Regions from separate parts of the Homo sapiens genome. Here region 2 is linked to region 1. A link is an interaction called in ENCODE POLR2A ChIA-PET data of the cell type or tissue named here. Cell type or tissue: MCF 10A. All regions are shown on one strand. Links, peaks and the distances in the headings refer to the core of each region. The heading gives the core; the rest is flanking DNA. Region 1 has its middle 17 kb from the start of TMPRSS12. Region 2 holds the start of SLC11A2 (solute carrier family 11 member 2).

What was found. Peaks named below come from ENCODE experiments on the same cell type or tissue, not always from the same donor. Only the 100,000 strongest peaks of a DNase experiment are listed, where the experiment ranks them.
Region 2: POLR2A ChIA-PET joins it to region 1 with 10 read pairs; 13 of 35 experiments call an interaction of 5 or more read pairs at or near these places.

What each region holds. Positions count from the first base shown.
Region 1 is chr12:50,823,334-50,828,714 of GRCh38, forward strand. No RefSeq gene overlaps it. Among named protein-coding and RNA genes, the nearest start is that of TMPRSS12, 17 kb to the right of the region's middle. In MCF 10A, for the core only: a CTCF peak has its summit at 2,235 (motif pointing right); a DNase peak (open chromatin) is centred at 2,198.
Region 2 is chr12:51,022,175-51,027,555 of GRCh38, forward strand. SLC11A2 (solute carrier family 11 member 2) reads right to left here and starts at 4,210. Exons shown (of 16, transcript NM_000617.3): 1 at 4,136-4,210. RefSeq lists enhancers at 3,170-3,783, 3,784-4,395 and silencers at 3,801-3,860, 3,871-4,590. In MCF 10A, for the core only: no CTCF peak of the experiment used is centred there; DNase peaks (open chromatin) are centred at 2,737 and 4,257.

The sequences.
Region 1 (5,381 bases), core at 173-5,172:
CACTGTGCCTGCCATCCCCTCCTCCCACTTTTGAGAGAGAGATTCTGATAACCATCTCCCTTTATTGGTGTAAATTTTTTTGTAGCAGACATAGGTAGGCATTAGAGACCGTATCTCTCTGCCATTGCGTGGTTGAGATCCTTTTCCTCTCTCTATATAGAGGAAATATATAAATATATGTATATTTTTATATATATAATCTATTATATATAATATAGATTATATAATCTATATTATATAATCTATATTATATATAATATAGATTTTATATATATAATCTATATTATATTATATATAATATATATTATATTATATATAATATATATTTTAATTATATATATAATAAAAATATATAATTAAATTATATAATATATATATAAATATATATATATTTTCTTTTTTTGAGGTGGAGTCTCACTCTGTCGCCCAGGCTGAAGTGCAGTGGCACGATCTTGGCTCACTGTAATCTCTGCCTCCCGAGTTCAAGCGATTCTCCTGCCTCAGCCTCTCGAGTATCTGGGATTACAGACGTGCGCAACCATGCCTGTCTAATTTTTGTATTTTTATTAGAGACGGTTCTGCCATGTTGGCCAGGCTAGTCTCGACCTCCTGACCTCAGGCGATCTTGGCTGGGAATACAGGCGTCAGCCACTGTGCCTGGCCTTCCCTCAATATTGATAGGGTTACATGCAGCAGTTTGCTGCCTTCAGTAAGTGTATATAACAATTTTTAACTGGTAAATTATGTATCAATCTAAAATTGTTTTAAGTCCAAGGTTCCCTATGTACATAATATACATAGTCATGTAATTTCCTTAATACTAAAATTTATTGAGTGCTTAGGCGCCAGGAAATGTGTTCAGGTAATGCTAAAGTAGTGCCATTCATACATTCAGCAGATACTTATCGAAGGCCTTTTCTATTCCAAGCATTACTAGGAAAAAAGTGATGAACGAAGCCGTGTTACAGCTCGTGTTGAACTTAGGTCTTAATGTCATCCTTGAGACTGGTATTTGCCTAAGGTTATATAAGCATTATTAAGGGATCTAAGATTTAAACCCAATTTCTAACTGCCCACTCTAAAATATTAATAGTAGTCCCTCCCCAGTACCCCTAACACAACCCTTATTAAACTCTAGGAGGAGACTGTCTAATTTTGTGCTCTGCTATCTCCCCACAGTCTAGGAAACCATCCCCACAGTCTAATCTAGTTCACTGGAGGGCTTCATAATGCAGATGCTCCTTTACTGTTTTATTGTTTGTGGTTTTTGTTGTTGTTGTTGCTGTTGTTTATTTGAGACGGAGCTTTGCTCTTGTTGCCCAGGCTGGAGTGCAATGGCGTGATCTCAGCTCACTGCAACCTCCGCCTCCCGGGTTCAAATGATTCTCCTGCCTCAGCCTCCGGAGTAGCTGGGATTACAGGCACGTGCCACCACGCCTGGCTAATTTTTGTATTTTTAGTAGAGATGGGGTTTCACCTTGGTCAGGCTGTTCTCGAACTCGTGACCTCAGGTGACCCACCCGCCTTGGTCTCCCAAAGTGCTGGGATTACAGGTGTGCACGCCTGACCTCCTCTACTGTTAATGATGGAGTTATATCCTGATAAACCCATGGTAAGTTGAAAGTATTGTAAATTAAAAATTCATTTAATACACCTAACCTAGCAAACATCATAGCTTAGCCTGGCCTACCTTAGACGTGCTCAGAATGCTTAGATTACCCTATAGGTAAATCATCTGGCAACACAGTAGACTGCAGAGTAACAGTTGTTAACCCTCTTGATCACATGGCTGACTGGGAGCTGCGGCTCTCTGCCACTGCCCAGCATTGCCAGAGTATTATACTGAATATCACCAGCCCAGGAAAAGATCAAAATTTGAAGCGTGTTTCCTAATGAATGAGTATCGTTTTCACACCATCATAAAGTCAAAAAATTGTAAGTTGAACCATTGTAAGTTGGGAACTTTGTTAAATCAATGAAGGTCTGAGTTCAAACTCACTAAGGTACAGACAGGTTTGAAACTTTGCCCAAGGTTACACAGTAAATAAGAAAACCAGGGTTCATACCTAGGTCTGATAAACTCCAAAGTTGTTTTAACTATCAGAATATACCTTCTTTCTTACGTGTGGTGTGGAAGAGTCTGAAAAACTTTATTCCATTGCGTCATAACCTATTATGAAAGACTTTAAAGGTTTTATTTAAATGTGTCCACTAGATGGCAACCCTCCATTTTAAAATCACAGAAGTTTTACACACTGATTTACACAGCTCTAACTCCAAAATTACTTTTTTTCTTTCCTGTTTTTTTTTTTTTTTTTTTTGAAACATGGTCTTGCCATGTTGCCCAGGTTGACCTTGAACTAGTGAGCTCAAGCAGTCCACCTACCTTGGCCTCCCAAAGTGCTGAGATTAGAGGCATGAGCCACCATGCCCAGCCCAGTCCCTGTTTTAATATTTACACAGATCCATAAATAATGCATGCTGGATTGCAGTATTTTTTTTAGAAGTTTATAAATGGTACCTTAATACTGTATCATTCCATAAATGAACGATCAAGTAGACCAGAGGAAATTTAGTGAGGAACGTAGGTATGGTGATTTAATAATTAATTTTGGAACAAAATGATCAAAGTTTTGCCCAACTGACAGCTCTTAGAATTTAATGCCGCATCTGGGGAAAAGGCTTGCCAATTTTTTTTTTTAATTCAGAAAAGCTGCAAATAACATAGGCTAAGTTTACAAAACATTTAAACAAAAACTGCCTTAGAGTTCTTAGCAATAAATTTTTTAAAAGGAAAAGGCCACATCTTGCCAGCTGTAGTCAAAGATAATCAAAATAAATGGAATTCCTATGAATTAACTATGTACTAAGTATTGTGGTAGGTGAAGGATGCCAAATACATATGAACCATGGTTTTTCACAAGCTCAAACTCTGCTTCTGGAGATGACAAAAGAGAACAAAAGGGCCCTCAACTTTTCACTTTATCATTGTGCACAAACACCTAGAATTCTATACCCAGTAAAAACACTCATCAATCCAAAAGACAAGAAAGGAGAGAAAAAGAAAGAAACAGGTGGGACAAACAGCCCAAAATAAGATGGTAGAAATCAATCCATATGTATCAATAATCATAATAAATGTAAACAAACTGGGCATTTTAGTTAAATGACAAAGATTGTCAGGTTGAATTAGGAAATAATATCTAACTATATGGTACTTATAAGAGGTAAATCTAAAATATAAGGAAACAGCAGGGCTGAAGACTTGGTACTTTAAGTAAAAACATGGAAAAAGTTATACCAAATATTAGCCAAAAGCAAGCTGGCATAACTATATTGAACAAGATAGACTTTAAAGCAAAAATAATTACTTGGGACAAAATCAGCCACTAAAAAAAATAAAAGACTCAGGTCTGGCGTCATGGCTCACACCTGTAATCATAGCACTTTGGGAGGCCGAGGTGGGCGGATCACCTGAGGTCAGGAGTTCGAGATCAGCCTGACCAATATAATGAAACCCCATCTCTACTAAAACAATAAATAAATAAAAAATACAAAAATTAGGCAGGCATGGTGGCATATGCCTATAATCCCAGCTACTCAGGAGGCTGAGACAGGAGAATTGCTTGAACCCAGGAGGCAGAGGTTGCAGTGAGCCAAGATAATGCCATTGCATTCCAGCCTGGACAAGAGTGAAACTGCCTCAAAAAAAAAAATTTAAAAATAAAAATAAAAGATTCAATTAACCTAGAAGATAAAACACATCTAAACTTCAGCACACCTAATACAGGACCTGGATGTTAAGCAAAATAAATATGAGAAATTTTTTTAAAACTACAATCTTAGTAGATTTTTAACATAGCTCTCTTATAATTGATATAAAAGGCAGGAAAATATCAGCTAAGATGGGGAGTTGAACAATGAGTAAACTTGACCTAATAGATATACTGAATTTCATCAATTGTAAGGCACCACTGATTGTAAGGCACACTATTATTTTAAATACCACTAAGAAAGAAAAACCACTGCCAAGTAAACTATGCCATTGTCATTGTGGTAAGATGCATGCTGATTCCAGAGATGTTTAAATGTGATCTGTGTGCACCTATAATCAGTGAAATTCGAGGCAGAATACACTACACAACTTCAGATAGTTCTTTTCAAACACGAGTGTTTATGAAAACATACCACATATTGGACAATAAAGTAAGTCTCAACAAATAATTTTCAAAGGATTGGTTTCACAGAGACCATATCCCGCCGATTTATATGTGTTTATCCTTTCAACAAAATCATACTATCTTGATTACTGGAGCTTCATAAAAAGTCTTGAAGTCCAGTTATGTAAGTTCTTTAAATTTTGTTGTTTTTAAAAAAATTATCTTGGCTATTCTAGTTCCTTTGTCTTTTTATATAAATTTTAGAATCAGCTTGTCTATATTCACAAAAAAAAAGCCTGCTGGGATTTTGATTAGAATTGCTTTAAACCTATGTACAATTTGGGAAGAACTGGTATCTTAACAATATTGAGTGTTTCCCATGAACACAATCTCTCTCTCTCCATTTATTTAGTTTATTTGGTGAGGTCATGTGTTCCTGGATGGTGTTGATGCTTGTAGATGTTCTTTGCTATCTGGGCATTGAAGAGTTAGGTATTTATTGTAGTCTTCACAGTCTGGGCTTGTTTGTGCCCTTCCTTCTTGGTAAGGCTTTCTAGATATTTGAAGGGACTTGGACCCCAAGCACAATAACGCCGTGGTTTTTGTAGGCTTACAGAGGTACCGCCTTGGTAGTCTTCGATAAGATCCAGAAGAATTCTCTGGATTACCAGGCAGACTCTTGTTCTCCTCCCTTACTTTCTCCCAAACACACAGAGTCTGTCTCTCTGTGCTGAGGCATCTGGAACTGGGGCTGTGGTGATGCAAGCACCTCTGTGACCACCACCACTGGAACTGCACTGGGTCAGACCTGATGCCAGCACAGCATTGGGCTTTGCCCAAGGCCCTTCCCTTCAAGGTGGCAAGTTTCCCTAAGCCCAGGCATGTCCAGAGATGCTGTCTGGGAGCCAGGGATTGGAGTCAAAAACTTTAGCAATTTACCTGATGTCCTATTCTACTGTGGCTAAGCTGGTACTCAAACCACAATACAAAGTCCTTCCCACTCTTCCCTCCATTTTCCACAGGCAACGGAGCCTCTCCCTGTGGCCACCACCACCACTGGCCCATGGGTGGTTCTGCCAGGCCACTGCCGATGTTTGCTTAAAGCCCAAGGGCTCTTCTATCAGCTTGTGGTCAATGCTGCCAGGTCTGGGACTCACCCTTCAGGGCAGTGGGTCCCCCTCTGGCCCAGGACAGGTCCAGAAATGCTATCCAAGAGCCTAG
Region 2 (5,381 bases), core at 319-5,318, 200 kb after region 1:
TTGGGGGACAAACCTGGCCTCCTGATCTGACACCTCTATCATGGAACACAATGCCAAGCTCTGTGAACAATTTCAAAGACCCCTTTCTATTGGAATAAGAAAATTCCCTATTAGACTGGCCATGGTGGCTCACATCTGTAATCCCTTAGCACTTTGGGAGGCTGAGGCGGGAGGATTGCGTGAGCCCAAAAGCTTGAGACCAGCCTGGGCAACATAGCAAGAAACCCAGTCTCCATTAAAAAAAAAAAAAAATTACTTTTTTCCAAAAAAAAAAAAAAAAAAATCCCCTATTAAACCAGCCTATACCTACTTCTTGCCTCAGAAAATATGTTTTGTCCTCACACTTAAGTAGCTTTTCTCTGGCAAATATGAAGAATTTTCATTAGATTACATTCAACCCATTTTTCCTAATGATGGATATTGGCTCCCAAATGATGTAGATTGACCTTAACAACTTTAAGTAAATATTGTCCTCCAAGTTTCTTTTCCTAAAAGCAAAGAAAAATTAAGACAATATATACTACAAGATTCTCCAGCCTTTAACAAGCCTCTTTCTGCTCTTTGAAACCTGGTAAAGTTTTAATAATTAACTTGTAGCTTTCTTCTTTCATTTCCTAGGAGTTTTAACAGCTATCAGCTTAGTAGAGATGAGACCAAAACAAACACAAACCTGACACAAAATGACTTATCGGCAATAAGCACCAAAACAAGACTAAAAACCCTAATTTGTTCCTTATGCCAAAAAATATAAATTACTTTAACCTGAAATTAAAAGTGGAAGAGAAGTTAGGCCATTTTGATCATTGCTGGCCAATTGTTTTATATTCCATTATGATTTCATTAAAATATACCTTATTATATACATGTCATTTTATTGTATCTAGAATATTCCTGATGATGCCTTGAAGGCTCTTCTTTGTGTCTCAAGGGGCCAATTAATGTAAATTGCTCCATAAATATTTGTTAAATTATAAAAAGAATAAATGGCAAGGCTGGGCGCAGTGGCTCATGCCTGTAATCCCAGCACTTTGGGAGGCCAAGGCAGGAAGATTGCTTGAACCTAGGAGTTCAAGACCAGCCTGGGCAATATAGTGAGAACTCAACTCTACAAAAAAATTAAAAATTAGCTGAGCATGGTGGCGCAAGCCTGTAGTCCCAGCAACTCAGGAGGCTCTAGTGGGAGGATCGCTTAAGCCTGGAATGTGGAGGTTGCAGTGAACCAAGACTGAACCACTGCACTCCAGCCTGGGCAAGAGAGCGAGACCCTGTCTCAAAAATATAAAAATAAAGAATAAATGGCAGCAAGTAAGTGAGACATGGTCTGCATCTTCTAATTCATTATATTCCGCTCATTCAAATGCCCCTACCTTTTTTCCCAGAATGTTTTACTCAAACTACAGAGCCTCAGAGAGATGATAATAATGACAATATTAGGGCAGCAGACTTCCCTTTCTGCCTCAAACACACTCAGTTCTTTAAAGGTGTCATTCCCATGCCTCTCAGGGAAAAACAGATTACAAAGACATTGTCCTTCACTCTTACCAGGCCAACTTCCAACTTTAAATCCTAAAGAAGTATTAAACTGGTTGGGCACGGTGGCTGGCACCCAGGGGCTCAAGACAACCTGGGCAACCTAGTAAGACTCCATCTCCACAAAAAAATTTTTAAAAATTAGGGGTGGTGGCATGCACTTGTACTCCCAGCTACTAGGGAGGCTGTGGCAGGAGAATCACTTGAGCCTGGGAGGTCAACCCTGCAGTGAGCTGTGATCATGCCACTGCACTCCAACCTGGGTTACAGAGCCAGACCTTGTCTTGTGGGGGGTGGGAGGGGAAGTCTTGAACTCTCTTATTCCAAAACTAAACAACTAAACTTATACCAACTGCACTTCAACTAAATTTGGCCAGCATGCAGCTGAAGTAAGCAATGTTTTTTTTCATAAACTTAAAGTTTCTCATTTTCTGACTAGTTCCTAATAATGCTATGTGTATAAATAGCCGCTTCTTTGAAGGGAAGAATTAGAAGACAAAGCAGTCTTCCACTGGTGTATCCCAGATAGCACCACGAGAATATGAGAAGGCTTTTTAAGGCCATAGGAAGGGCAGATATCTGTCAGCAGACATTTGTACGTATGTGCATGGTGAGGAGGCAGAGAATAAAGATGTCTTTGATTCAACAACACTCACCCAAATTCTTAGCAATGAAAGTCAAACAAGAAAGATCTGGCAGGGCGCGGTGGCTCACACCACCCCAGCACTTCGGAAGGCCGATACAGGTGGATCACTTGAGGTCAGGAGTTCCAGACCAGCCTGGCCAACATGGTGAAACCCCGTCACTACTAAAAATACAAAAAAAATTCGCCAGGCATCAAGAGGCTGAGGCAGGAGAATCGCTTGAACCCGGGAGGCAGAGGTTGCAGTGAGCCGAGATCGCGCTATTACATTCCAGCCTGGGCAACAAGAGCGAAACTCCGTATCAAAAAACGAAAGAAAGAAAGAAAAAGATCCTACTTTGTAGATATAATTCTCTAACCTTCACTGAGTCATAACTGAACCAAAGCTGCCTACTAGCTTTGTAGAGTAATCCAAGGGACCACTGCTGATTTCCTAACATTAGAGTAAGATTAGATTCATAAGAAGCTTCCCCATTCCTTAACAAGAAGTGCTGCCAGGCTACCCAGAAATTCCCCTCCCGAGTCCCACTGCCATTCCGGAAACATGAGAAACCAAGTATGCTGCAATCATGGCCTTTTTAGTACTGGCTCCAAAATAAACTGAGTAGGCCAAGCAAGACTGTCAATGAAATACTGTCCAATGAAAAAATAAACAGCCGAAGGTTTCAGGTTTCATTTACCCAACACAGGTATCACAATAAATGACCTAGTATAATGATAGTTTCCAACCGTATTTAATAAAACAAACACGCAGCAGAAATCCTCTAGTCACATATAACTACACTATACCCTCAGATCAAAGTTAATGATGTCAATGGAAAGTATAGGCCGGCGGGTTCACTGGTGATAAGTCATGAGACTCTGAGCAAAGAATAAGTAATAAGGTTAGAATTCTTTAGAAGTGTTAAGGGGAAAGAAGGTAACAACAACAAAAACTCCTCCACATCAAGAGTTCTAAGTACTTTGTTGTTTATTAACTAATTTCATACCAACAACCCTGTAAGACTGATATTATCAATCCCCATTTTAAGTACGTGGAACAAAAGAAGAAAGAGGCAAACAACATGCTCAAAGATTTACAAAGCCAAGAAATCATGCGAACTGGTGGGGCTTCGGGTTCCAGAAGTCAGTGTAAACATAGCTTCTCCATTTTTCACCAACAGTCACTAAAATTGAGGCCAGCAAGTTTTTAGAAGCCTATCTCCCCTTGCAAACTCTCCTTCCATATAATTTTTGCTTTTGCAAGAGATGTCACATTTAAGCGGTAGCTTTAAAAGTGGGGACACATGAAACGCACAGCTGGGAGAGCCATCCAGCCCACTTACATATGTGCAATATCCCCCTGTAGAAAAACCCTGCTCATTGGAGCCTGGAATCCAGAGGGTCCCTGAGAGCTACACAAACAGCCTTAAAACCAATCTACCCACAATTACTGAGCCGCGTATGCAGGCTATTCACACAGAAGGCGCTCCCTGAAGTCGGTTAGGTTATAATGAGTCTTTTGTTGAAGCGGGGCGGCGGGAGGCCCCGGAGAGCAGCCCGGCCCCCTGCGGCGCCGACGAAGAGGCCACGAAAGACCTTGCCCTGTGCCCGTCGGCCTCTTTCGAGGCGTCGAAGCAGGTCAGCGCACCCCGACACAGGCCGGGCGCGCCATCCGGTGCAGCTGGGAGCTGGGCCATGTGTCCTAGGCCGCGGCGGGGAAGGGGCGAGACCCCCGCGACCTCCGGCGTTCCCTCCCTGCCCCCATCTTTGGGTCTTTCTCTGAATGGCGCGACTCCATCAGTCCTGGACTCTGGGCCTGAGGCCCTCCCTGGCCACACCTCCCCTCACAGCCCCGCACGGCGAGCCGGTGTCGCATCCTAGCCCCGGAGCCTGACCCCCGACACAGGCCCTCGAGCCGCCCCGCGCCCCTCCCTGCCAGCGAGCGGAATGCCGTGACCCCTGACCTTGCCTTCCCCTCACCTTACCAGCTCCGCAACCACCTGACACGCCGCCCCCGCGCCCAGGGCTCCATATTCCGGGAGCCAGCGCCACGCTGGCTAACGCCCTCCCCTCCCCGCGATTGGTCGACAGGACGGCAGCCGCACATCCCTATTGGCTGGAGTCCCTGCAGCGGCCGGGATGCGTGGCCCGCAGACCAGGGACCTAGGCTCCGCCCACGCGGAGTCTGGATGCGGCGGCCCCTGGGGCACGCGGCGGCCCCTGGGGCACCCGGCGGGAGCTGCATGCTGCCTAGTTGCTGCTTGCGTTGGCCAGACCCACACAGCCCCTGGACTGGGGAGCTCCAGTCCGCTAGCAGTCTGGGGACAGATAAGATTCCTGCCCTAGTTCGCCGTGGCGCCACGTTAGGTACTGACAATCAAGCTACGAGGTATAGCTCTATCCTGTAAAGGGTAGCCAGGCCAGGCGCGGAGGCTCACACTTGTAATGCCCAGCACTTTGGGAGACCGAGGCGGGAGGATCACTTGAGTCCAGGAGTTCGATACCAGCCTGGGCAACATAGTGAGACCCGGTCTCTACAAAAAATTTTAAAATTAGCCAAGCAAAGGCCGGGCGCGGTGGCTCACGCCTGTACTCCCAGCACTTTGGAGGGCCCAGGCGGGCGAATCACCTGAGATCGGGAGTTTGAGACCAGCCTGACCAACATGGAGAAACCCCGTCTTTACTAAAAATACAAAATTAGCCGGGCGTGGTGGCGCATGCCTGTAATCCCAGCTACTCGGGAGGCTGAGGCAAGAGAATCGCTTGAACCCGGGAGGCGGAGGTGCAGTGAGCCGAGATCGCGCCATTGCACTCCAGCCTTGGAAACAAGAGCGAAAACTCCGTCTAAAAAAAAAAAAAAATTAGCCAGGCATCACGGCGCCCGCCTGTGGTCCCAGCTACTCGGGGGCTGAGGTGGGAGAATCACTTGGGCCTGGGAGGTGGAGGCTGCGGTGAGACAAGATCGTGCCACTGCACTCCAGCCTGGGTGGCAGAGCAAAACCCTGTCTCAAAAAAAAAGGATAGCCACCTGGAAGGAACATTTCCTCGCGCCCCCAGAGCCACATCATAGTATCTGCTGCCCCACCAAGAGCACCCCACACCTGGGAGGAACCGAGAAACATCAGCTAGTGCAGCCAGTTTGACCGCCTTAGGTGTCCTCCCAAGCCTCCGTAGTGAATTGTTTTCCTCCTCGCCCAGCTGACTCGATTCTCCCCAGACTTCATCC